Regions from separate parts of the Homo sapiens genome. Here region 2 is linked to region 1. Evidence: read pairs that join two places in POLR2A ChIA-PET (ENCODE). Cell type or tissue: PC-9. All regions are shown on one strand. Links, peaks and the distances in the headings refer to the core of each region. The heading gives the core; the rest is flanking DNA.

Region 1 (11,620 bases), core at 2,187-10,186:
ACATCATTATTAAAGTCTCACAAACCTCCCCGGGAGGGAGGTTCAGTTGCTCCCGTTTTACAGATGAGGAACTTGAGGCACAGCTAGGCCACAAGTGGCAACATGGAGTTTGGACCCAGGTGTGCCTGACTCCAAAGATTTGGATGAAAAATCCTTGCTGTAAGTTTTTCATAGGAAAGGATGGAAAACTGCAAAATTCTCTCTTCCCACCAGTTCCTAACAGCACCACCAGCTTGAAAGCTGCTTGCTCATCCCTGGGGATGGCAACATACAAGAAACCCTTTGTCCTTCAAAGCAAGGACTTTTTCAACCCCAGTTCCTGTGGCCTAGTGAGCTCTTGCCCAGTGGCTGGGCTACAGCCAGGGAGGCAGGAACATCAACACAGCCGATGGCCCGGGGAAGGAGAGAAACTACAGGGAGTCACACTGGGGCCAAATGCCACATGACTCCCTTTCTTTCTACCAAACTGCTGAAGGATATGGCTTTAAGCACTAAACTCATGTCTTTCCAAATGGTGTCACAAGGAGGGAAGGCTCTCCAGATAAAATCAAATGCGAGGAGCCATATCCCCTAGGCCCTTGAACCAACGCTGCATCTTTATTTATAAGGAATACCAGGTTACCTTCTGCTCGTCGGGGACAAAGACCTTCTTGGCCTTTTTGATCATAGGCTGGGGCTTCAGGTCCTCCTCAGCAAACTTGTGCTTCCGAGGGTTGAAGAGCTCCCCGCCTGGCACACTGGAGAGCACCAGGTCGGCGGGGTCCGGATTGAAGTTCACATCCACTTCCACACAATTGGGGTCGATGGGACTGGGAGTCTCCCTCTCCTTCTCCAGGGAAGATTCTAAAAGACACAGAGACAGGTGGTCCCGAAGCAGCCCACTGGACAGAGAAGACCCACGCCACACACCCAGACACCTGGTTGAACCTCAAGGCTGCATAAGCCACTGCCGCCTGGGGAGAAGAAAACCCCAACAGTACCAGCCCCTAAGCCAGACTGGCACACGGTTCAATTCCACAACACAAACATTCAAAGAATTCTTTCCTTCAGGAACAGAATGCTCAAAAGGAAACAGAAGCCCTAGAAAAAGACAGGGTTTTCCAATTGTTTCCACCCCCTCCAGAAATGTTAAGCAAAACATTAATTTTTTTTTTTTTTTTTTTTTGAGATGGGAGTCTTGCTCTGTCGCCCAGGCTGGAGTGCAGTGGCGCAATCTCGGCTCATTGCAAGCTCCGCCTCCCGGGTTCATGCCACTCTCCTGCCTCAGCCTCCTGAGTAGCTGGGACTACAGGCGCCTGCCACCGCAGGTGCCCGCCACCAAGCCTGGCTAATTTTTTTGTATTTTTAGTAGAGATGAGGTTTTACTGTGTTAGCCAGGATGGTCTTGATCTCCTGACCTTGTGATCCGCCTGCCTTGGCCTCCCAAAGTGCTGGGATTACAGGCATGAGCCACTGCGCCCAGCCTAAAACATTAAATTTTTATATTCCCTTAACTTCCTGTGATTTCAAGATCTCCAGTAATGAGAAACAGCTGTGTCTCTCCAGGCAGACACAGACTGAAGAATGGAAATGGGTTCCAATTTTTTTTTTTTTTTTTTGAGACAGGGTCTTGCTCTGTCACCTAGGCTGGAGTATAGTGGTATGATCATGGCTCACTGCACCCTCGACCTTCTGGGCTGGAGTGATCCTCTTGCCTCAGCCTCCTGAGTAGCTGGGACCGCGGATGCACACCAACACGCCTGGCTAATTTTTTTTTATTTTTTAGAGACAGGGTTTCATTATGTTGCCAGGGCTGGTCTCAAACTCCTAGGCTCAAGTGATCTTCCTGCTTCAGCCTCTGAAAGTGCTGGGATTACAGGTGTGAGCCACTGCACCTGGCCAGGCTCCACTTTTCTTTTTCTTTTGAGACTGAGTCTTGCTCTGTCACTCAGGGTAGAGTGCACTGGTGCAATCTTGGCTCACTGCAGCCTCCACTTCCCGGGTTCAACCGATTCCCGACTCAGCCTCCCGAGTAGTGGAGACAACAGGCATAAGCCACCACGCCTGGCTAGTTTTTGTATTTTTAGTAGAGACAGGGTTTCACCATGTTGGCCAGGCTGGTCTTGAACTGCTGAGCTCAAGTGATCCACCCGCCTCGGCCTCCCAAAATGCTGGGATTACAGGTGTGAGCCACCACGTCCAGCCCGGGTTCCACTTTTGAGTCCCTGAGACATGTCTGTTACTGTGCCATCTAGTCACTTAGTCTTTTTTTTTTTTTTTTTTTTTTTTGAAGAGTCTCACTCTGTTTCCCAGGGTGGAGTGTAGTGGCGTGATCTCAGCTCACTGCAACCTTGACCTCCTGGGTTCAAGCTATTCTCCTGCCTCAGCCTCCCAAGTAGCTGGGACTACTGGCGCCCACTACCATGCTCGGCTAATTTTTGTATTTTTAGTAGAGACGGGGTTTCACTATGTTGGCCAGGATGGTCTCAATCTCCTGACTTGGTGATCCACCTGCCTCGGCCTCCCAAAGTGCTGGGATTACAGGTGTGAGCCACTGCGCCCGGCCCCATTTAGTCTTATGACAACTAGTTTACAGATGAAGAAACTAACGCTCAGAGAAATAAAATGGTTTTCCCAGAGTCACACAGATGATAAGCAATTGAACTAAAATTTGAAACTTAGTCTGGCTGGCTGATTCCTTGTTCTTCCCTGCCCCACCTGGCTGCCATTTAATAGTGGACACCGATTGGGTTAAAACCACCTCTAGAATTCTAAGGTTGTGTGTTATTAGAGATAAGAGTTATATTAAGAAAAACTATACCTTTGGCCAGCTCATTCAATGCTACTGATAGGAGTATACAAAATAATTATTCAGTCAACAGATACTTATTGAATACCTGTTATATGCCAGGTTCTGTCCTGGCAAAGACAAAACAGTTAACAAACAGCTAAAAATCCCTGCCTGCATGAAATGTTATTCTAGTGGGGAAAGCTGCATTACACAAGATAAATACAAACGATATATAAAAATGTCAGATGGGCCAGGCGTGGTGGTGCACACCTGTAATCTCAGCACTCTGGGAGGCCGAGGCGTGTGGATCACGAGGTCAAGAGATCGAGACCATCCTGGCCAACATGGTGAAACCCCGTCTCTACTAAAAATACGAAAATTAGCTGGGCGTGATGGCATGCGCCTGTAGTCCCAGCTACTCAGGAGACTGAGGCAGGAGAATTGCTTAAACCCAGTAGGCAGAGATTGCAGTGAGCCAAGATGGTGCCACTGCACTCCAGCCTGGCGACAGAGTGAGACTCCCTCTCAAAAAAAAAAAAAAAAGTCAGATGCCGGCCTGGTGTGGTGGCTCATGCCTGTAATCCCGGCACTTTGAGAGGCTGAGGTGGGTGGATCACCTGAGGTCAGGAGTTCGAGACCAGCCTGACCAATACGATGAAACCCCGTCTCTACTAAAAATACAAAAAGTAGCCGGCCGTGCCTGTTATCCCAGCTACTCAGGGGGCTGAGGCAGGAGACTCGCTTGAACCCGGGAGGCAGAGGTCGCAGCGAGCTGAGATCACACCACTGCACTCCAGCCTGGGTGACAGAATAAGACTGTCTTAAAAAAAAAAAAAAGAAAAGAAGATCCTGCAATGCATAGGTCAGTCACGCCTCCAACCCCAACAAAAAATCATCTGGTCTAAATGTCAATGGTGCTGCTGATTCTGACTTTTATCCTGAGATAGAACACCTGGAGGGCTCTGGGCAGAGGTGTGGCATGATCAGACTTAGGCTTTAATTGGATTATGCACATAAATTCATTGTATCCTATTAGACAGGGGTTAATTACAGAGACATCTGAGTGTCAGAGGAGTGAATGACCAGGGACCCACATGGTAACTGTAGGCAGTTTCGGGCATGCCAAACCTAGTACCTGCAAGACAAGCAGCTCAGGTACCTACCACATGAGAATGTTGTTCAAAGTGACGCCATGCCTGGGTGCCCTTCAGCAACAACCAAGTGGCAAGATGTGGTTAAGTTTCAGGGACAGGATAAGAGAAAGCCGCAGGAAACAAAAGGGGAAAATTTGCAAAGAGGCCTGGGGACAAGATTTTGAGGAATTCTCATTTCCCCATGGATACCTCTATGAACAAATTCTAGAAAATGACAATGAGGGCTGAGCGCAGTGGCTCACGCCTGTAATCCCAGCACTTTCCGAGGCAGGTGGATCACCTGAGGTGAGGAGTTCAAGACCAGCCTGGCCAACACGGTGAAACCCTGTCTCTACTGAAAATACAAAAATTAGCCAGGTGTGGTGGTGGGCGCCTGTATTCCCAGCTACTCAGGAGGCTGAGGCAGGAGAACTTGAACCTGCGAGGCGGAGGTTGCGGGAGCCGAGATCGCACCACTGCACTCCAGTCTGGGTGACAGAGTGAGACTCCATCTCAAAAAAAAAAAAAAAAAAAAAAAAAGATGACAATGAGACCTTAAAATGACTTTGCTGGAAGAAGAGGGAAAGGGAATAGATCTGTTGGTAACTTGCCTGAAATATAATTCTCTCATAGGTCCACCATTACAAAAGATGTCAAAATCAAAGGCTGACAATGGAACTCCAATGCCCTGCTGGTGTGAGTACAAATGGATATAACAACTTTGTACGCTATTTGGCAGGGTCTACACAAACTGAACATATGCATGTCCAATGACCTAGCCATTCTCTTCCTAAGCAAATGCCCAAAAGAAACGCATATATATATTTACCAAAAAACATGTAGATGGGCCAGGCACAGTGGCTCACACTTGTAATCCCAGAACTTTGGAAGGTGAGGCAGGTGGATCACCTGAGGTCAGGAGTTTGAGACCAACCTGGCCAACATGGCAAAACCCCATCTCTACAAAAATAAGCCAGGAGTGGTGGCGCACACCTGTAATACCAGCTACCTGGGAGGCTGAGGCAGGAGAATCGCTTAAACCCAGGAGGCGGAGGTTGCAGTGAGCTGAGACCCCGCCACTGCACTCCAGCCTGGGCGACAAAAGCAAGACTCCGTCTCAAAAAAAAAAAAAGACATGCACATGAATGTTCATGGCAGCATTATTCATAACCAAAATCAGAATGTCCTTCAACGGTTAAATGGATAAGCTGTGGTACGTTAGTACAATTGACTACTATTCAGCAATGAAACTTAACAAAGCGGCTGGGTGTAGTGGCTCATGCCTGTAATTTCAACCAACACTTCGGGAGGCCCAGGTGGGAGGACTGTTTGAGGCCATGAATTTGAAACCAGCCAGGGCAACACAGTGATACCCTGACTCTACAGAAAAAAAAAAAAAACTTTTATTTATTTATTTTGAGATGGAGTCTTGCTCTGTCACCAGGCTGGAGTGCAGTGGCGCCATCTCGGCTCACTGCAACCTCCGCCTCCCGGGTTCAAGCGATTTTCCTGCCTCAGCCTCCAAGTAGCTGGGATTACAGACACGCACCACCATGCCCAGCTAATTTTTGTATTTTTAGTAGAGTCGAGGTTTCACCATGTTGGCCAGGATGGTCTCGATCTTTTTTTTTCTTTGAGATGGAGTCTTGCTCTGTCGCCCAGGCTGGAGTGCAGTGGTGCAATCTCGGTTCACTGCAAGCTCTGCCTCCTGGGTTCACGCCATTCTCCTGCCTCAGCCTCCCGAGTAGTTGGCACTATAGGCACCCGCCACCACACCCGGCTAATTTTTTGTACTTTTTAGTAGAGATGGGGTTTCACCGTGTTAACCAGGATGGTCTCAATCTCCTGACCTCGTGATCCACCCACCTCGGCCTCCCAAAGTGCTGGGATTACAGACGTGAGCCACTGCGCCCGGCCTGTAAAATACCATTTATGAGACAACTTTGGAAATCTGAATGTTGATGGATTTATTGTCAACTTTAGATGTAAAACTAGTATTTTCGTTATGTTTTTTTTAAAAGAACCCTTATATTTTAGATACATATTGAAATACTTATAATTTGATTGAAAATAACTGCTTCTGAGTTGAGAATTGTTGAAGCTGGGTGACGGTTACATAGAGGTTCATTATAGTCGTCTCTTACTTTTGTATTTTGTTTGAAAAAATTTCCACAATAAAAAGAAAAAAAAATAGAGTATGAGAACTTATTGGGTGTGGATTCCTGGGGTGACATACCGACTGGCAGGAGCTATCAGCCTGTATGCCTCAGAGACTGCAGAAAGCTTTGCAGAACCCCTGCAACAGGAGCCATGTCTCCTTTGGTAGGTTCGTGTCCAAGGAGCATGAAAACAAACCCCCAGAGATAAAATGTAAAAGGAGGAGGAATAAGGACAGACTCTGAAGATGATGTTTGTCCTGGCCAGGTGGTGGGAATGCTTTCTTTTTTTTTTTTTTTTGAGATGGCGTCTCACTCTGTTGCCCAGGCTAGTAGGTAATGGAGGTAGCACTTGAATAGTGCTTATGCCCTGGCACAAAGAAAGCATTCCCCACTTTGGGAGGCCAACGTAGGTCGATCACCTGAGGTCAGGAGTTCAAGACCAGCCTGACAAATATGGCAAAACCCCATCTCTACTAAAAATAAAAATCGCTTCAATCCGGGAGATGGAGGTTGCAGTGAGCCAAGACCAGCCTGACAAATATGGCAAAACCCCGTCTCTACTAAAAATACAAAAATTAAGGCTGTGCGTGGTAGCTTACGCCTGTAATCCCAGCACTTTGGGAGGCTGAGGCGGGCAGATCACCAGAGGTTAGGAGTTCGAGACCAGCCTGGCCAACATGATGAAACTCTGTCTCTACTAAAAAATAAAAAAATTAGCCAGGCGTGGTGGCTGGTGCCTGTAATCCCAGCTACTCAGGAGGCTGAGGCAGAGAATTGATTGAACCCAGGAGGTGGAGGTGGCAGTGAGCCGAGATTGCTCCACTGCACTCCAGCCTGGGCAACAGAGCGAGACTCCTTCTCAAAAAAAAAAAAAAAAAAAAAAAAAAAAAAAAGAGCAGCATTGAGGAAATGCAGAATGGGATTTCTATCCTGTAATGCCGTGGCCTGGAAGGTCCTGTCCTGACTGTTTGCAGCACAGCAACCAACAGAAGGGTTCCAACTGCCAGTGACATGACCACTATTTTTATCTCCAGCCTCGGGGAACTGTGTGGAAGGGTGGGGAGTGAAGAGTTTCTCCACACTGCAGCCCCACCAGGACCTCCCCTCAGAGAAGGGACTCACTGGGTACATGGACACAAGCAGCCCTCAGTGGGAAATGGACTTCCCTGGATGGGACAGGTGGCCCTCCTCGATGGCCTTTCACCAACCTGTGCTGGACACGGTTTCAGAGGGCTGAAAGATGGCAGTGGAGGAGGATGGTGGGGATGCTGTGGAAGAGCTGGCAGACTCCTTCCCTTCTAGCTCTGCTACAGGCAGCAGCAGGTTGTGGGCCAGGTGGGTGGGGCTGGCGGGGATGCCATTCTCCAGCAGGAACTCATCCAGGTCCATGTACTCCAGGTGGAAAGATTCGCCATCATATGGGATGGTCTTGTCCCAGATGGGTGGCATGAGGGAGGCTGAGACAGCCATGGTGCTGGCGGCTGCGGCCTCGTCCTCCTCCAGCTTTTCCTTCCCCTTTTCCTTATCTGCAGAAACAAAATCTGCGATGAAATACCACACAGGAGAGTAACTCAATCCCAGGAAGTGGGCAGTGAGCCTCACAGGCCTGGCCCATCTTTCTCAGAGCCCCGATTCCAACCCATGCATTTCAAGAACCTACTCTATTCTCCAGTTCGAATCTCGCACTTGAACCAGGCCGGCTGTTTTCCTTTAGACACGGCATCCCATCCTCATCCATGCCTGGCCTTCCCAGAAGGCTTACCACATACTCTGAGACCTTAAGCGGTCATAGGGTTAATTCATTATTTAATTTTATTTTAGTTTTTATTATTTTGAGACAGTATTTTGCTCGTCGCCCAGGCTGGAGTGCAGTGACCCAATTTCGGCTCGCTGCAACCTCCACCTCCTGGGTTCAAGCGATTCTTGTGCCTCAGACTCCCGAGTAGCTGGGATTACAGGTACGCACCACCATGCCCAGCTATTTTTTGTATTTTTAGTAGAGATGGGGTTTTACTATGTTGGCCAGGCTGGTCTCGAACTCCTGAGCTCAGGTGATCCACCCACCAAAGTGCTGGGATTACAGGCATGAGCCACTATGCCTGGCCTGTTTTATTTTATTTTATTTATTTATTTGAGACAGAGTTTCACTTTTGTTGCTTCGGCTGGCTTACAATGGCGCAATCTTGGCTCACTGCAACCTCTGCCTCCTGGGTTCAAGCAATTCTCCTGTCTCAGTCTCCCCAGTAAACTGGGATTACAGGAGCCTGCCACCATGACCAGCTAATTTTTTGTATTTTTAGTAGAGACGGAGTTTCACCATGTTGGCCAGACTGGTCTCAAACTCCTGACCTCAGGTGATCCACCCGCCTCAGCCTCCCAAAGTACTGGGATTACAGGCATGAGCCACCACGCCCAGCCTGTTTTATTTTTTTTTTTGAGATGGAGCTTCGCTCTGTTGCCCAGGCTGGAGTGCAATGGCACAATCTAGGCTCACTGCAACCTCCGCCTCCCTGGTTCAAGCGATTCTCCTGCCTCAGCCTCCCAAGTAGCTGGGATTATAGGCATGCGGCACCACGCCTGATTAATTTTTTTTGTATTTAGTAGAGACTGGGGTTTCAACATGTTGGCCAGACTGGTTTCGAACTTCTGACCTCAGGTGATCCACCTGCCTTGGCCTCCCAAAGTGATGGGATTACAGGCGTGAGCCACTGCACCTGGCCACAGGGTTAATTCAGAATAGCCTGTAGCACTGGCCAGGTGCGGGGGGGTCAGGATTGCAATCCCAGTACTTTGAGAGGCCCAGGCGAGTGGATCCCGAGGTCAGGAGTTTGAGACCAGCCAGGCCAACATGATGAAACCCTGTCTCTCCTAAAAATACAAAAATTAGCCAGGTACCGGGGGCGGTGGCTCACACCTGTAATCCCAGCACTTTGGGAGGCTGAGGCGGGTGGATCACCTGAGGTCAGGAGTTTGAGACCAGCCTGGCCAACATGGTGAAACCCTGTCTTTACTAAAAATACAAAAATTAGTTGGGTGTGGTGGTGGGCGCCTGTAATCCCAGCTACTCAGGAGGCTGAGACAGGAGAATCACTTGAACCTGACAGGCAGAGGTTGCAGTGAGCCAAGATCATGCCACTGTACCCCAAGTCTGGGCCACAAAGAGTGAAACTCCGTCACAAAAAAACAAAAACAAAAACAGAATAGGCTGTAGGATTAGCATCTGCAGGAGAGAGACTACAAGGAGGGAAATGGAGTCTCTGACCTTTCCTGATACCTTAGCTTAGAAAGGGCTGAGATCTTCAGGCCAAGAACTTCTGTGTTCCCCTGTCCTGTTCCCTCCAGTTATGCTTCTCCACAGCAACCCAGCCCAGGGAGGAGTCCCATTTTTGCCACTTGCTGTTTGATGTGTGACCTTAGCCATGTTACTTAACCTCTCTGAGCCTTGGTATCCTCCACTGTACATAAGGATAAAGATGTTTCTTTGGTGAAGATTAGAAATAACTTTTTTTTTTTTATGAGAAGGAGTTTCGCTCTTGTTGCCCAGACTGGAGTGCAATGGCGCGGTCTCAGCTCACCACAACCTTCGCCTCCCGTGTTCAAGCGATTCTCCTGCCTCAGCCTCCCAAGTAGCTGGGATTACAGGCATGCGCTACCATGCCCGGCTAATTTTGTTTTAGTAGAGACAGGGTTTCTCCATGTTGGTCAGGCTTGTCTTGAACTCCCGACCTCAGGTGATCCATCCACCTTGGCCTCCCAAAGTGCTGGGATTACAGGCATAAGCCACAGGGCCTGGCCAGAGATAACATTTGAAAGTGTCTTTACAGCCATGCGCAGTGGGATCACGCCTGTATCCTAGCACTTTGGGAGTCCGAGGCGGGCAAATCACCTGAGGTCAGGAGTTTGAGACCAGTCTGACCAACATGGTGAAACCCCGTCTCTACTAAAAATACAAAAAATCAGTCAGGAATAGTGGTGCATGCCTGTAATCCCAGCTACTTGGGAGGCTGAGGCAGGAGAATTGCTTGAACCTTGGAGGCGGAGGTTTGTAATGAGACGAGACTGTACCACTACACTCCAGCCTGGACAACGAGGGCGAAAGTCTGTCTCGAAAGAAAAAAAAAGTGTCTTTACAGTGTTCCTGGCACACTGTAGGCATCATTGTTACTGTGGGCTCACTGAAAGTATGAACTGATTTATTTCCAGATCTCAAGGGCCCAACAAGGGGTAGGCAGACGGTGGACTATGGGAAAATATATATACTAACTGTAGAATATTGGATTTGCAAACAGATTCAGGTTAGGTTTATTAGAAAGGGCCTGGAGCTGTCTTTTCAGGACCCTTTTCAGAGCAACCATTTCAAGAGACCTTTATTCCTGAATAAGCAGAAAAGACTGAAGGCAGGTTTTCTGGGAGGAAGGAGAGGGGTGGAGTTGAAGAAGAAAGACTGCTCCTATTCAAAGGAAAACTAATCAATTAGTGGGGACTGGATCTACCCAATTGTCTCAGTCACAAAGTTACACATGTGGATATCCAAGAGAGGGCAATTAAAAAAAGAGAAGAGAGCAATGTGACAAGGTTGGAAGGAAATCAAAGTGACAGGGAGGCTAATCAGGGAAGTGGGAGATAAAATCATGACAAGCTCATGATGGGTTTTCAAAATTGAGGGAGACAATTTTGAACTCTGGATTTATAAGTGAAAAGGAGAAATCAAATATGATTAAGTTGGAAATAAACCAGCCACACATGGACTCCCAGACCAAATAGCAGCTTGTTGGTCCAATAAAAATGAACACACCCAGTGAGTTAAGAAGGTGGAGGTTTTGACAAACAACTTGGTCATGGCTTTCTAATACAAATTAATCTGAATTCCTGCAACTGCTTTCTATACCAGGCTTTGGTTTAAAACCAACTGAGAAGTAAGAAAGTCAAGCCTTGGTGGGCTGGGTGGGCCAGATGGCCTTCCTGCTCTCCTCCCTTGAGATCTGGACTCCTCACTCTGTTCAGAAATGACTGTGACCCATGTCGGGTGGGGTCATTTGGGATCAAAGGAGGCAGGAGAAGGCAGGAGATAGAAAAGCAGCCATAGTGAAAGACAGGCAACAATAAGTTCCAGGTTTTGCCTGGCCTAAGCAATAAAGGATACTTTAAATCAGTGTTTTTGTAAGGTGGAATTTTAAATTGTAAGAGATAAAGGACTAGTCCATCACTCAGGTCATGCAACAGTGGCTGCCAGCATGATACAGTAGAAAGAGCACCAAACTGAGGGTCAAAAGTTATAGCTGTGTGACCTTGAGGAAGCACCCTCACCTCCCTGAGCCTCAATTTTCCTCATCTGGGAAGAGGGGAGAATACCCTCTAGGACTGTTAATGAAATAAGATGATGTCAGCGTGCTTTGCGAGCACTCTACGAATATCGGGTAGAATTCTTGTTATGGATGGTTATTACCTGGTAATTTCAAACAAGAAACTGTCAGATGTGTACACCTGTCCCTGCAGCTTGTCTCAGCCCCAGATTTGGAACAAAGCACCGTCTCAAAAACAAACAAAAGGGTTTGTGC
Region 2 (11,620 bases), core at 2,484-10,483, 180 kb before region 1:
TAAGGGTCAGTTGTTTCAGAGTCACACATCTGGGTTCAAACCTTAGCTTTGTCACCTACAACTTGGTGACTTCAAGCAAGCCAAGCCACACATCAGCTCCAACATGGCAGGTGGGAGTATGGGCTCCACACCCAGGCCTGGGTTTGAATCCTGCATCCTCCACCTTCTGGCTACATAGCCTTGGCTCTGGTCAAATTTTTTTTTTTGTTTTAGACAGAGTCTCACTCTTGTTGCCCAGGCTGGAGTGCATTGGCACGATCTCGGCTCACTGCAGCCTCTGCCTCCTGGGTATAAGCGATTCTCCTGCCTCAGCCTCCTGAGTAGCTGGGATTACAGGCGCCTGCCACCACACCTGGCTGATTTTTTGTATTTTTAGTAGAGATGGGGTCTCACCATGTTGGCCAGGCAGGTCTCGAACTCCTGACCTCAGGTGATCTGCCCACCTTGGTCTCCCAAAGTGCTGGGATTACAGGCATGAGCCAACTCGTCCAGCGCATTGGTCAACACTCTTAACTTCTGACTCTTATTTTCTGTTCTGTAAAATGGGGCTAGCATTGATCCTTTGTTTTTTTTTTTTTTTTTGAGACATGGTCTCATCCAGTCTGGGGAACACTGACATGGTCATGACTCACTGCAGCCTCCATCTCCTGGGCTGAAGCGATCCTCCCACCTCAGCCTCCCAAGTAGCTGGAATTTACAAGCATGCACCCTCACACCTAGCTAATTTTTTTTTTTTTTTTTTTGAGACAGAGTCTCACTCTGTCACCCAGGCTGGAGTACAGTGGTGTGATCTCGGCTCACTGTCACTTCTGCCTCCCAGGTTCAAGTGATTCTCCTGCCTCAACCTCCCAAGTAGCTGGGATTACAGGTGCCTGCCAACACGCCTGGCTAATTTGTGTATTTTTAGTAGAGACGGGGTTTCACCATGTTGGCCAGGCTGATCTCGAACTCCTGACCTCAGTTGATCTACCTCCCTCGGCCTCCCAAAATGCTGGGGTTACAGGCCTGTGGCCTCCAATTTATACCCCTCCCACCCCAGAGCTTGGAGTTCCCAGGGAAGGAAAATCACCCACAAGGTTCCTGTAAGGTTCCTTGGAGTCCAGAGCTCAGAAAGCCTGAACACCCTGCATGGCAGGCCTGGATGAGTCCAGGAGTCCACTGGAGCAGGTCTTCTGGCCTCTGCTCAAGATTATACAGCAAGTGGAATTTTTCTGAACCAAGATGCTGAGCTGGCTCTGCCATGCCTAGGGGTGGAGGTGGAGTAGTATCCTCCCTCCTCCCAAAACCCTCCCCCTCCAGTCAGGAAGGCACTGGAGCCCCGGGCTTGGCTTGCCTCACAGACCCTCAACCCTGAAAAGGCTGAAGTGGGGCTTTTCTGTCTAAGCTCATGCCAGGTTGGCAGGGCAAACCAGGTTTGGCCTTTTCACCCATTATCCTCATTTTAGAGAGAAGAATACGGAAGCTTCAAGAAGCAACCACACAAACAGCCGGGTGTGGTGGCGCACACCTGTAATCCCAGCACTTTGGGAGGCCAAGGTGGGCAGATCACTTGAGGTCAGGAGTTCGAGACCAGCCTGGCCAACATGGTGAAACCCCGTCTCTCCTAAAAATACAAAAATTAATCGGGTGTGATGGCATCCACCTGTAGTCCCAGCTACTCAGAAGGCTGAGGCATGAGAATTGCTTCAACCCGGGAGGCAGAGGTTGCAGCAAGCCAAGACCACACCATTGCACTCCAGGGTGGGTGACTGACCCAGACTCTGTCAAAAAAAAAAAAAAAAAAAAAAGCAACCACACAAACACTTGGACATAAATGTTCATGAATGGTCACACCAGTGCTCATTCACAACAGCCAACAAGTGAAAACAGCCCGAGCCCATCAGCAGATGAATGGATAATAAATTATGGTCTAGACACATGGTAGACTAGCACTTGGCCATAAGAAAAAGAAAAGAAGAAATACTGATTCACGCTACACCCTAGATGAACCCTGCACACATTATGCGAGAATGTTTGCAAGGTCACAGAGAAGAAGCCAGTCCCAAAAACACAGAGGGCATGATTCCATCTCTGAGGCAAATCCTCATAGACAGGGAGTCCACTGGTGGTCACCAGGGCTGGGAAGGAGGGAGAGGGGAGGGCTGCCAATGGGTAGAACGTTTCTTTTTGGGGAATGGAAATGTTCTATAATTGGCTGTGGTGATGGCTGCACAACTCTGTGAATGTACTAAAAACAACTGAACTGAACGCCTTAAGCAGGTGAATTTTATGGTATATGAACGATATCTCAGTAAAGCTGTTACCAAAAAAAAGAAGACGGGGCAGCAAAGTTACCCAAGATGACACAGCTGGGAAGCACCAGACGCCCTGCAGTGCACTCCTTGAGTGCCACCTGCCCCACCTGGGTGAGGGTTGGCAGGCGATGGGGACAGAGGCCCTGCCTCCCTCTCTCTAGGGAGCAGGGCGGTCCTGGCCTCCCAACTGCAGTTTTCCCAGGCCTGGTATTGTGCTTGGCAGTGACAGCCAGTGCTGGGAGGCCATGGAGGGGCAGGGAGGGAAGAGGAGGATGGAGAGGGGGAGATGCAGCTCATGGTGGTTACCAGGGAGACGCGGCTGAGCTGGGGCCTGCTCTGGCCAGCCAGACCTCCCACCCAAGTGACTGTGCGGCTCCAGGGCCTCATGCTAAGTGGGCTGCAGGGATGGGGGAAGAACCCACTGATGATTCTGGGCCAGGGTCGAGGGCAGCCTCCCCATGATGGGCTCTCAGGTGGCAGAGAGACCAGAGAGCAGAAGGGAGGCAGAAGAGCCACAGCAAAGACAGGACCAAGAGGAGGCAGCGAGTTGGCCTCAGGGCAAGAGCTCAGGCAGGGGCAGGAGACAGGCAGCTTCCACAAGGCAGAGAGAACAGGCTTCTCCCCTGTCGCCCATTGCAGCCTCAGTTTCCTTATCTGGGAAATGGGGATCACAAGAATTCCTCCTCCAACAGGCAAGGTGGCTTACGCCAATAATCCCAGCACTTTGGGAGGCCAAGGCAGGAGGATCTTTTAAGCCCAGGAGCTTAAGACCAGCTGGGGCAACATGGTGAAAGCTTGTGTCTATAAAAATTACAAAAATTAGCTAGGCATGGCGGTGGCGCACCTGTAGTCCCAGCTACTTGGGCATCTGAGGCAGCAGGATTGCTTGAACCCAGGAGGTCGAGGCTGCAGAGAGCGGAGATCACGCCTCTGCAGTGCAGCCTGGGGGACAAAGTTAGACACTGTCTTAAAAAAAAAATTAGCTGGGTGTAGTGGTGCATGCCTGTGGTCCCAGCTACTCAGGAGGCTAAGGTGGGAGGACTGCTTGAGCCCAGGAGGTCAAGGCTGCAGTGAGTGGTAATCAAGCTACTGCACTACAGCCTGGGCGACAGAGCAAGACCCAGTCTCAAAAAAAAGAGAGGGAGAGAGAAAAAAAAGACTCTCTCCTCCAAGGGCTCTTTTGAGGATGAAATGAGAATTGAGGTGGGATGTGGGAAGCACTGAGTAGGCGCTGGGCGCTGGGCGAGAGCCTGCCCCTCCTAGACAAGGCTGTGGAATTGGGTGTTGAGGGAAGAGGGAGTGGGGGAAGGAGAGACCCAGCCGAGCTGGGCCAAGCCCACCATTCACTTTCATCCTCTCTTCTTCCCTAAGGATCGCCCACCCCTCAAAGCTCCACAGTCTCTTGTTTTATTTAATTCCTGCAACTGCTCTTCAAGGCTGGTGCTATTATTACCCCACTTTGTAGACAAGAAAATCGAGGCTCAAAGAGGTTAAATCACTCACTCAAGGACACACACCAATCAAAGTCTGAGCCAGAATTTGAATCAGTATGATCTGGAGCCTTCCAGTGGGAAGGCAGGAGTCCTGTGTCCAGGCTCTGTATTGCTATTGACCTACTGTGTGAGCTGGTACAGGGCCTTTCCCTCTCTGGGCCCTGCCAGGGCGTGGGCTTGGAGGAGCTGTACAATGCCCAGCAGCCCGAGAGACCAGAGAGAAGGGAAGATGGAGATACGGAGCAACCCTCCAGTTCAGACCCCCTCTCCAGAGCATTGCTGCCAAAGAGGGCAAGTGAAAATGAGGCTTTCATTGGCTGAATGCCATGTACTGTGCAAAAGTCTTTACAGAAATTATTTTCTACGTTTCAACCTCCCAGTTACCCTATAGAGTTGAAATTACAATTTTTCCATTTTACAGATGAGATAGCTGAGGCTCAGAGAGGTTGAGTGACTTGCCCAAAGTCACACAGCAGGTGACAGAGTCCCAGATCTGTCTAACAGTAAACCAGTGCTCTTCCTGTGAATATAAATTCTGTTCCTGGTTCAGCCAAGATGAGGCTGGAGTTTTTCCAAAAGAACTTTCCCTGAGAAACTAAATGGGAAAATAAACTCCCCCAAGAGCAGAGAAACTGATATGTTTCTAGAACATTTGTTTCCACTCAAACAGAGCTAAAGGCCAGCTCCAGGGGGATTTCGTGTGTCCTTCTGGGGCCATCTCCTGCCAGGAATAATGCCCTTCAGAACGAGCAGTCAGGTAAGAGGGCAGCCTGAGACCCAGACTGCCTGAGTTTAAATCCTTGTTCCACTGCAACCCAGTTTTGTGACCCTCCCTTTTTTTTTTTTTTTTTGAGACGGAGGATCGCTCTGTCGCCCAGGCTGGAGTGCAGTGGCGCGATCTTGGCTCACTGCAAGCTCCGCCTCCCGGGTTCACGCCTTTCTCCTGCCTCAGCCTCCCGAGTAGCTGGGATTACAGGCGCCTGCCACCACGCACGGCTAATTTTTTGTATTTTTAGTAGAGACGGGGTTTCACTGTGGTCTCGATCTCCTGACCTCGTGATCTGCCCGCCTCGGCCTCCCAAAGTGCTGGGATTACAGGCGTGAGCCACTGAGTCCGGTGACCCTCCCCCTTTTTTTTTTTTTTTTTGAGACAGAGTCTCACTCTGTCCCTCAGGCTGGAGTGCAGTGGCGTGATCTCGGCTCACTGCAACCTCTGCCTCCCAGGTTCAAGTGATTCTCCTGCCTCAAACTCCCAAGTAGCTGGCTGGGATTACAGACGCCCACCACCACACCCAGCTAATTTTTGTGTGTTTTTTTTTTTTTTTTTTTTTTTTTTAGATGGAGTCTTGCTCTGTGAACAGGCTGGAGTGCAGTGGCGTGATCTTGGCTCACTGCAACCTCTGCCTGTGGGGTTCAAGCGATTCTTCTGCCTCAGCCTCCTGAGTAGCTGGGACTACAGGCGTGTGCCACCACGCCCAGCTAATTTTTTGTATTTTAGTACAGACAAGGTTTCACCATGTTGGCCAGGATGGTCTTGATCTCCCAACCTCATGATCCGCCCACCTCAGCTTCCCAAAGTGCTGGGATTACAGGCGTGAGCCACTGCGCCCAGCCTTTTTTTTTTTTTTTTTTTTAATCAGAGATGGGGTTTCACCATGTTGGCCAGGCTGGTCTCGAACTCCTGACTGCAGGTGATCCACCCGCCTTGGCCTCCCAAAGTGCTGGGATTTCAGGCATGAGCCACTGCGCCCGGCCAACTCTCCCTTTTTGTGCCTCAGATCCCTCATCTGTCAAATGGGGCTGATCATAACATCCTACCCAGGTTGTCGGGAGGAGCCACAGAGCTGTGTCAAAGGCCCCCCGGCGAGTGTGCATCCCCCTGTCCCCCGGCCCTGAGTTTGGGCTCTGAGCCAAGCTCATCTTCATTTCCCTGCAGAAGGCCAGACCCCAAATGACTGACTCTGCAGACAAAGGGGCCTAGAAGTAAACACAAATGTCAGGCTGTTTGGAGATAACCTGAGGCTGGATGCAGTGTCATGGGGCACTCTGGGTGGTGACTCAGCCTTCTTGGCAGATGAACCACAGCCCATGCTGGGACTCTGCTCCAATTCTCAGCTCCCCTAAAAGGATGCAGAATGGGGCAGGAAATGGTTGTCATGGTTCTCTCTTACTTTTTAATTTTTTGAGACAGGGTATCACTTTGTCACCCAGGCCGGAGTGCAGTGGCACCATCATGGCTCACTGCAGCCTCAGTCTCCCTAAGTGCTAGGATTACAGTGTGAGTCACTGTGCCTGGCCATAGTCCTCTTTTTTTTTTTTTTTTTTTTTGAGATGGAATCTTACTCCGTCACCCAGGCTGGAGTGCAGTGGCATGATCTCGGCTCACTGCAACATCTGCCTCCCGGGTTCAAGCAATTCTCCTTCCTTAGCCTCCTGAGTAGCTGGGATTACAGGCGTGCACCACCACACCCGATTAATTTTTGTATTTTTAGTAGAGATGGGGTTTCACCATGTTGGCCAGGCTGGTCTCAAACTCCTGATCTTGTGATCCACCTGCCTCAGCCTCCCAAAGTGCTGGGATTAAAGGCGTAAACCACCGCACCCATCCTTTTTTTTTTGAGTCTCACTCTGTCTCCCAGGCTGGAGTCCAGTGGCGCGATCTCGGCTCACTGAAACCTCTGCCTCCCGGGTTCAAGTGATTCTCCTGCCTCAGCCTCTCGAGTAGCTGGGATCACAGACGCTCACCACCATGCCCAGCTAATTTTTGTATTTTTAGTAGAGACAGAGTTTCACCATGTTGGCCAGCTGATCTTGAACTCCTGACATCAGGTGATCAACCCCCTTGGCCTCCCAAAGTGCTGGGATTACAAGTGTGAGCCACCGCGCCTGACTGTATGGTCTTCTCTTGACCATGAGTCCTCTCAGTCTGAGCGGATTAGGGAAAGGCAGCCTGGTCAGCCACCCAGTGCTGTGTGACCTGGGGCAGGCACCTGCTCCTCTCTGGACCTCACCTTTCTCTTCAGCTACGTGAATCATCGTTGGTCCAGATGACTAATGAAGGTCAGGCCAATTCTCCTCCGAGGTTTTCAAAAACACATATGTAAATGAAATCAAACTGAGTGCAGGCACCAGAACAACAAACGTGGGGCAACAGCTGTCCTTAGAGCACCCCAGTCCAGCGGGGGGAACAGAAACAGATTATTAAAATGCAGCTTGGGGGCCAAGAGTGGTGGCTCACACCTGTAATCCCAGCACTTTGGGAGGCTAAGGCGGGTGGATCACGAGGTCAGGAGATTGAGACCATCCTGGCTAACACGGTGAAACCCCGTCTCTGCTAAAAATACAAAAAATTAACTGGGCGTGGTGGCAGGCACCTGTAGTCCCAGTCACTGGGGAGGCCTGAGGCCGGAGGATGGTGTGAACCCGGGAGACGGAGCTTGCAGTGAGCCGAGATCGCGCCACTGCACTCCAGCCTGGGCGACACAGCAAGACTCTGTCTCAAAAACAATAATAATTTTAAAAAAGCAGCATTGGAAGTCCTGATGTGAGCCTCAGCCACCATCTAGTGATCTATTGATACTGACCATGTGCCAAGCCCTTTGCCCCATTTTTTCATTTCGTACTCATAAGAACCCGATGCAGTAACTACCATTAGTACACCCATTCTTCTTCTTCTTTTTTTTTTTTTTTAATTGAGATGGAGTCTTGCTGTGTCGCCCAGGCTGGAGTGCAGTGGTGCGATCTCGGCTCACTGCAAGCTCCGCCTCCCAGGTTCCCGCCATTCTCCTGGCTCAGCCTCCCGAGTAGCTGGGAATACAGGTGCCCGCCACCACGCTCGGTTAATTTTTCTTTTTTTTTTTTTGTATTTTTAGTAGAGACGGGGTTTCACCGTGTTAGCCAGGATGGTCTCGATCTCCCGACCTCGTGATCCGCCCGCCTCAGCCTCCCAAAGTGCTGGGATTACAGGCATGAGCCACTGCGCCTGGCTTAGTACACCCATCTTCTAAAGAGTAAACTGAGGCTCAGAGAGGTGAAGAGCCTCGCTGAGCTCTCACAGCAGGTCAGGTGCAGCATATCTGCCCTCTGGAGATGTCTGGGGAGGTGAAGACCAGCCATTCCTTGAGGGTGGCGCCCACCCTCCCCTGGAGAAGGAGGAGTCGGGTGTGGAATTCCTGGGGAGCCAGGACTGGGGCTTTTATTTCTGGCTTTGCGCTGACTCAGACCATGACCTTGGGTGAGTCACTCACCAACTCTGCTAAGCTTAAAAACAACTCCCCCAATAAAAATGTCCCAGCCCCAAGCCCCCATCACAGGGGAGCAGATGGGAGGAATGGGTACGGTGGTTTAAAAATAGAAAGGACGGGGAACACAAGGATGACGCTGGAAGGGCTTCCCGAACATCGGGAGCTTGTGCATGGTGGGCCCTGGGAGAGTGAGAAAACAAACTCAGGACCCCCGGGCAGGAGCTGACACTTCCCTGGCTCCTCCCCCTCCCCCAGCCTCCCAGATGCTCCTTAAAATACATCAGTGCCTGAACTGCTCTTGCAGCCTGAGGTGACCTGATTAAACCTGGTCCTTCCCCCACACAGCCTGTGTGCCTGCGTCTGTGCATGAGGGCTGCCCCAGCCAATACTTGAGCTTAATTATTTAAGAGACCCTGTAGTCCTCCTTGTCACATGCCCAGGCTGCCCTGGGGAACTGCTGTGGTTAAGGCCTTTGGGCTTCTGTGGCTTGGGTGGTGGTGGGGAAACCAGGACGGCACTGGGAGAGCCAAATACGCACCCCAGTCCCACCTGTGCTTGGCTGTGCGACCCTAGGCAAGTCACTTTCCCATTTTGAGACCCCCTAGAGAGAGGAATAGACTGGTCAAAGTCATACATACATACAGCATCTGAACTTGAACTCCAATCAGTGTGACCCCACAGCTTTCTGGTGTGCCATGCCAGCCCCCCAGCCCAGGAGTGTCATTTTGCTGGCTGTGGGGCAGAAGAGCTCCCTACTACTTTTAGCCTCCCATTTTGCTGCTCAGCATGGACAAAGGTCTGAACTGCCCCAAGCCCCATTCCTACAAGGCTCTGGGTCCTGGCTGCCCCAGTTGTGACCGTGGACATGACTGGCTCAGCCAGGTCCTGAGCGCCCTCTACCCCCTAGGGGGCTCTACTCCAGACTGGCTGGCAGGTGTCCCCTCCCCACCAGCCATCTGAGAGTGTCCCCAAGTCCCCCTCAGGGAATCCCCCTGCGCATCCGTGAACATTGCCTAGCCATGTCTCTCCAAGCCTGGGAGAGCCATCTGTGGCCAAAACTGTCCTCTGGCCTTTCCCAGGACACGGGCAGGCAGTTCCTGTCTATACCTGTCTTTTTTTTTTTTTTTGAAGGGGGTGAGGATGGGTCAAGATGGGCAGACACAGAAAACAGACATTTTTGGAGAAGACTTCAAGGAAATGGGGGGCGGCAGGGCAAAGCTGGGAGGAGGAAACATTCAGAATTTGGAGGGTCCAGAGGACTCTGGGATGGAGTCAGGTTTGGGAAACCAGTTCCCCATCCCCCAGAAAGCTGGAGACCCCCTTTCCCAGGGAGAGGCCCCTGCCGGATCACAGCCAGGCAGCATGATGCCAGGCTCTCAGAGAGGTTGCCCACCCCCCACTGGGCATACTTCCTCCTCTCCTACCCCAGCCCCAGTGGATGCAGCAGTTCACACTCTGTATTTATTATTGTTCTCGCTCTGTGTCCCCCTCCCCTCTCCCTGGGAAGAGCCTGCAGGCTGGCAGCTTGGCAGGAACCTGCTGTCTCCTTGTGGGTGCCAGCGTCGCCCCTTATCTCCGCCTGGACTCCTTGTGCCAGGGTCAGGCCATTCATGGGCTTGGCACCAGCCAAGGCCACCCTAAGTCCCTGTATCCCAAGATAGAGGCCTGGCAGGCCCTGACTTATCACCCCTGCCCTCCGGGGGCTGTGCCCTGGCAAGGGTGGAGGTCAGAGCAGACCAGCAGGCAGGCAAGAAGCAAGGGCTCGGGGTGGGGTGGTACCTGGGGGAAGAGAATAACCACACGGAGCCACCTCTCTAAGCCAACTAACACAATTATCCCCATCACACTGGGGAAAAAATAGAGTCAGGATAAGACAGCTGCTCCAGGTCCAACTGTCTGCCTTTCCCAGCCGGTCCCTTCCCAGCCCAACATTCCAGGGGAAGGACCAGCAAGGGTCCCTGCTGCACTCTGCTTTCAGCAACTGGAAGCGGCACTGGGGTTTCTCTGGTCAAGGCGGTCCTCTCTCCCGCTGCTTCCCAGACAGGAGGCTGCGGCTTGGCAGGTATCTGCTGCTCTCTGCCTCCTGAGCCAGACGCAGGTCCCAGACACAGACACAGACACAGACACAGACATGCTCCCACGGGAGCCACACGGCCTCACCTCATTTGGGGGTCACGGGGAGAGAATGAGGGAGGGAGAGACAGGTGGTATCCTCTATACCCCCAACACCCTATCTGTAAGCTGAACTGGGCTGATCCAGCCCCCACCTTCACGTTGTACCTCTCTCCTTCGGCCTGGCCAAAGCCACAGTTTCTGGCACAGTGTCCTCAGGCCCCATCTAGCCCCTCACCTCTCCTGGGCAGCTGGGGTCCAGGCACTGCCTCCTGCGGCGTCCGCGCTCTGTCTCTCTCTGGCTCGTGGAGCTGGCAGGCAGGGGATGGGTCTGGAAGATGTGTGTGTGTGTGTGTGTGTGTGTGTGTGTGTGTGTCTGTGTGTGCTCGCGCGGGCGGTACCTCAGCCCCTCACTCACTCACACGCCTTCCAGCTGACGTCAGGGAGAGCAGGAGGGAGGGATGAGAATTTGTACTCCCTGCTTAAAGGGACACCAGGCTCTGTGGCTCATGGCCCAGACATCACCTCCTGAGTCAGGCACTGCCAGGTGAGAGGCTCAGCTGCGTCTCTCGGGGGCCTTAAAGCTTCTTTTTTTGGAAAGTGGCTTTTATGGTCGGGCCACGGTATAATTTGCCCTGCCCAGTGAGGGCAGCTGCTGAGGAATGCAGGGGAGGAAGAACCTGAGACAGCGCCACGTTCCTGGTAATTAGAGAGCAAGTGGGGTGGTGAGTTTGAGTGTGAGTGTGTGAGTGCACACTGGGGGGCCCCTCGGGGTGGGTGGGCATGAGTGGGGGTGAGTCTGGGAGAATGGAGGTCAGAGCCAAGAGGAGCCCCCCAGAGGGGTCGAGACAAGCCAGGTTCCCAGGGACACCCAGACACTCGTCTCCCCTCCGGACGCTCAGTGGTCCTGCCCTCTGCTAGTACAGACACTGACACGGCTCATCTCTGTCTACCCCTTGTAATATTTCCATGGAATTGAATTGACGAGGACCCCAAGGAAGTGATCGGCTTGAAGGTGCACAGGTGAACACCCCACAGCCTGGGAGGCTCTGAGTAGAGAAGTAGAGAGGGCTGATTGAATTCAGGCACCCAGCCTGTTCTACACCACACGCCCTGGCTTCGAAGTGCTCCGCACTGTCAAGCTGTGTGACCTTGGGCCAGCCCCTGAGGGCCTTTGGAGGTTGAGTGTGTGATGTTCCTAAACCCAGGGCCAGCTGGAGGAGGCCTCCACAAAGGTGCTTCTCTTCGTTCTTCCCATTCCTTCTCAGCCTCAGCTTGGAAAGAAGGAAGCCTTTCCCTGGTGTCTCCTGGTACTACTGAGGCAGGCTGGCATTTTCAAAAGGAGTCTTTTTAAAATAAAAAGGAGGTGGGAGTTAAAAGGGAAACCGCAGAGAAAAATACAAGTAACTAATACAAATAGCTAAGACGCCACAAGAGCTTGCTCTGTTTCAGGCAGCAAGCTTTGCCCTCATTGAAA

Evidence for each region. ChIA-PET counts read pairs that join two places held together with the same protein. Peaks named below come from ENCODE experiments on the same cell type or tissue, not always from the same donor. Only the 100,000 strongest peaks of a DNase experiment are listed, where the experiment ranks them.
Region 2: POLR2A ChIA-PET joins it to region 1 with 12 read pairs; 10 of 35 experiments call an interaction of 5 or more read pairs at or near these places.

What each region holds. Positions count from the first base shown.
Region 1 is chr22:41,383,319-41,394,938 of GRCh38, reverse strand. It overlaps TEF (TEF transcription factor, PAR bZIP family member), which reads right to left. Exons shown (of 4, transcript NM_003216.4): 2 at 7,271-7,588; 3 at 623-843. Among named protein-coding and RNA genes, the nearest start is that of TEF, 7.2 kb to the right of the region's middle. In PC-9, for the core only: no CTCF peak of the experiment used is centred there; no DNase peak of the experiment used is centred there.
Region 2 is chr22:41,559,945-41,571,564 of GRCh38, reverse strand. CSDC2 (cold shock domain containing C2) reads right to left here and starts at 10,555. Exons shown (of 4, transcript NM_014460.4): 1 at 10,382-10,555. It overlaps LOC105373044 (a long non-coding RNA gene), which reads left to right and starts at 10,682. Exons shown (of 2, transcript NR_134631.1): 1 at 10,682-10,845. RefSeq lists enhancers at 5,074-5,896, 5,646-5,940. In PC-9, for the core only: no CTCF peak of the experiment used is centred there; DNase peaks (open chromatin) are centred at 5,874, 6,824 and 8,024; H3K27ac peaks cover 2,054 bases.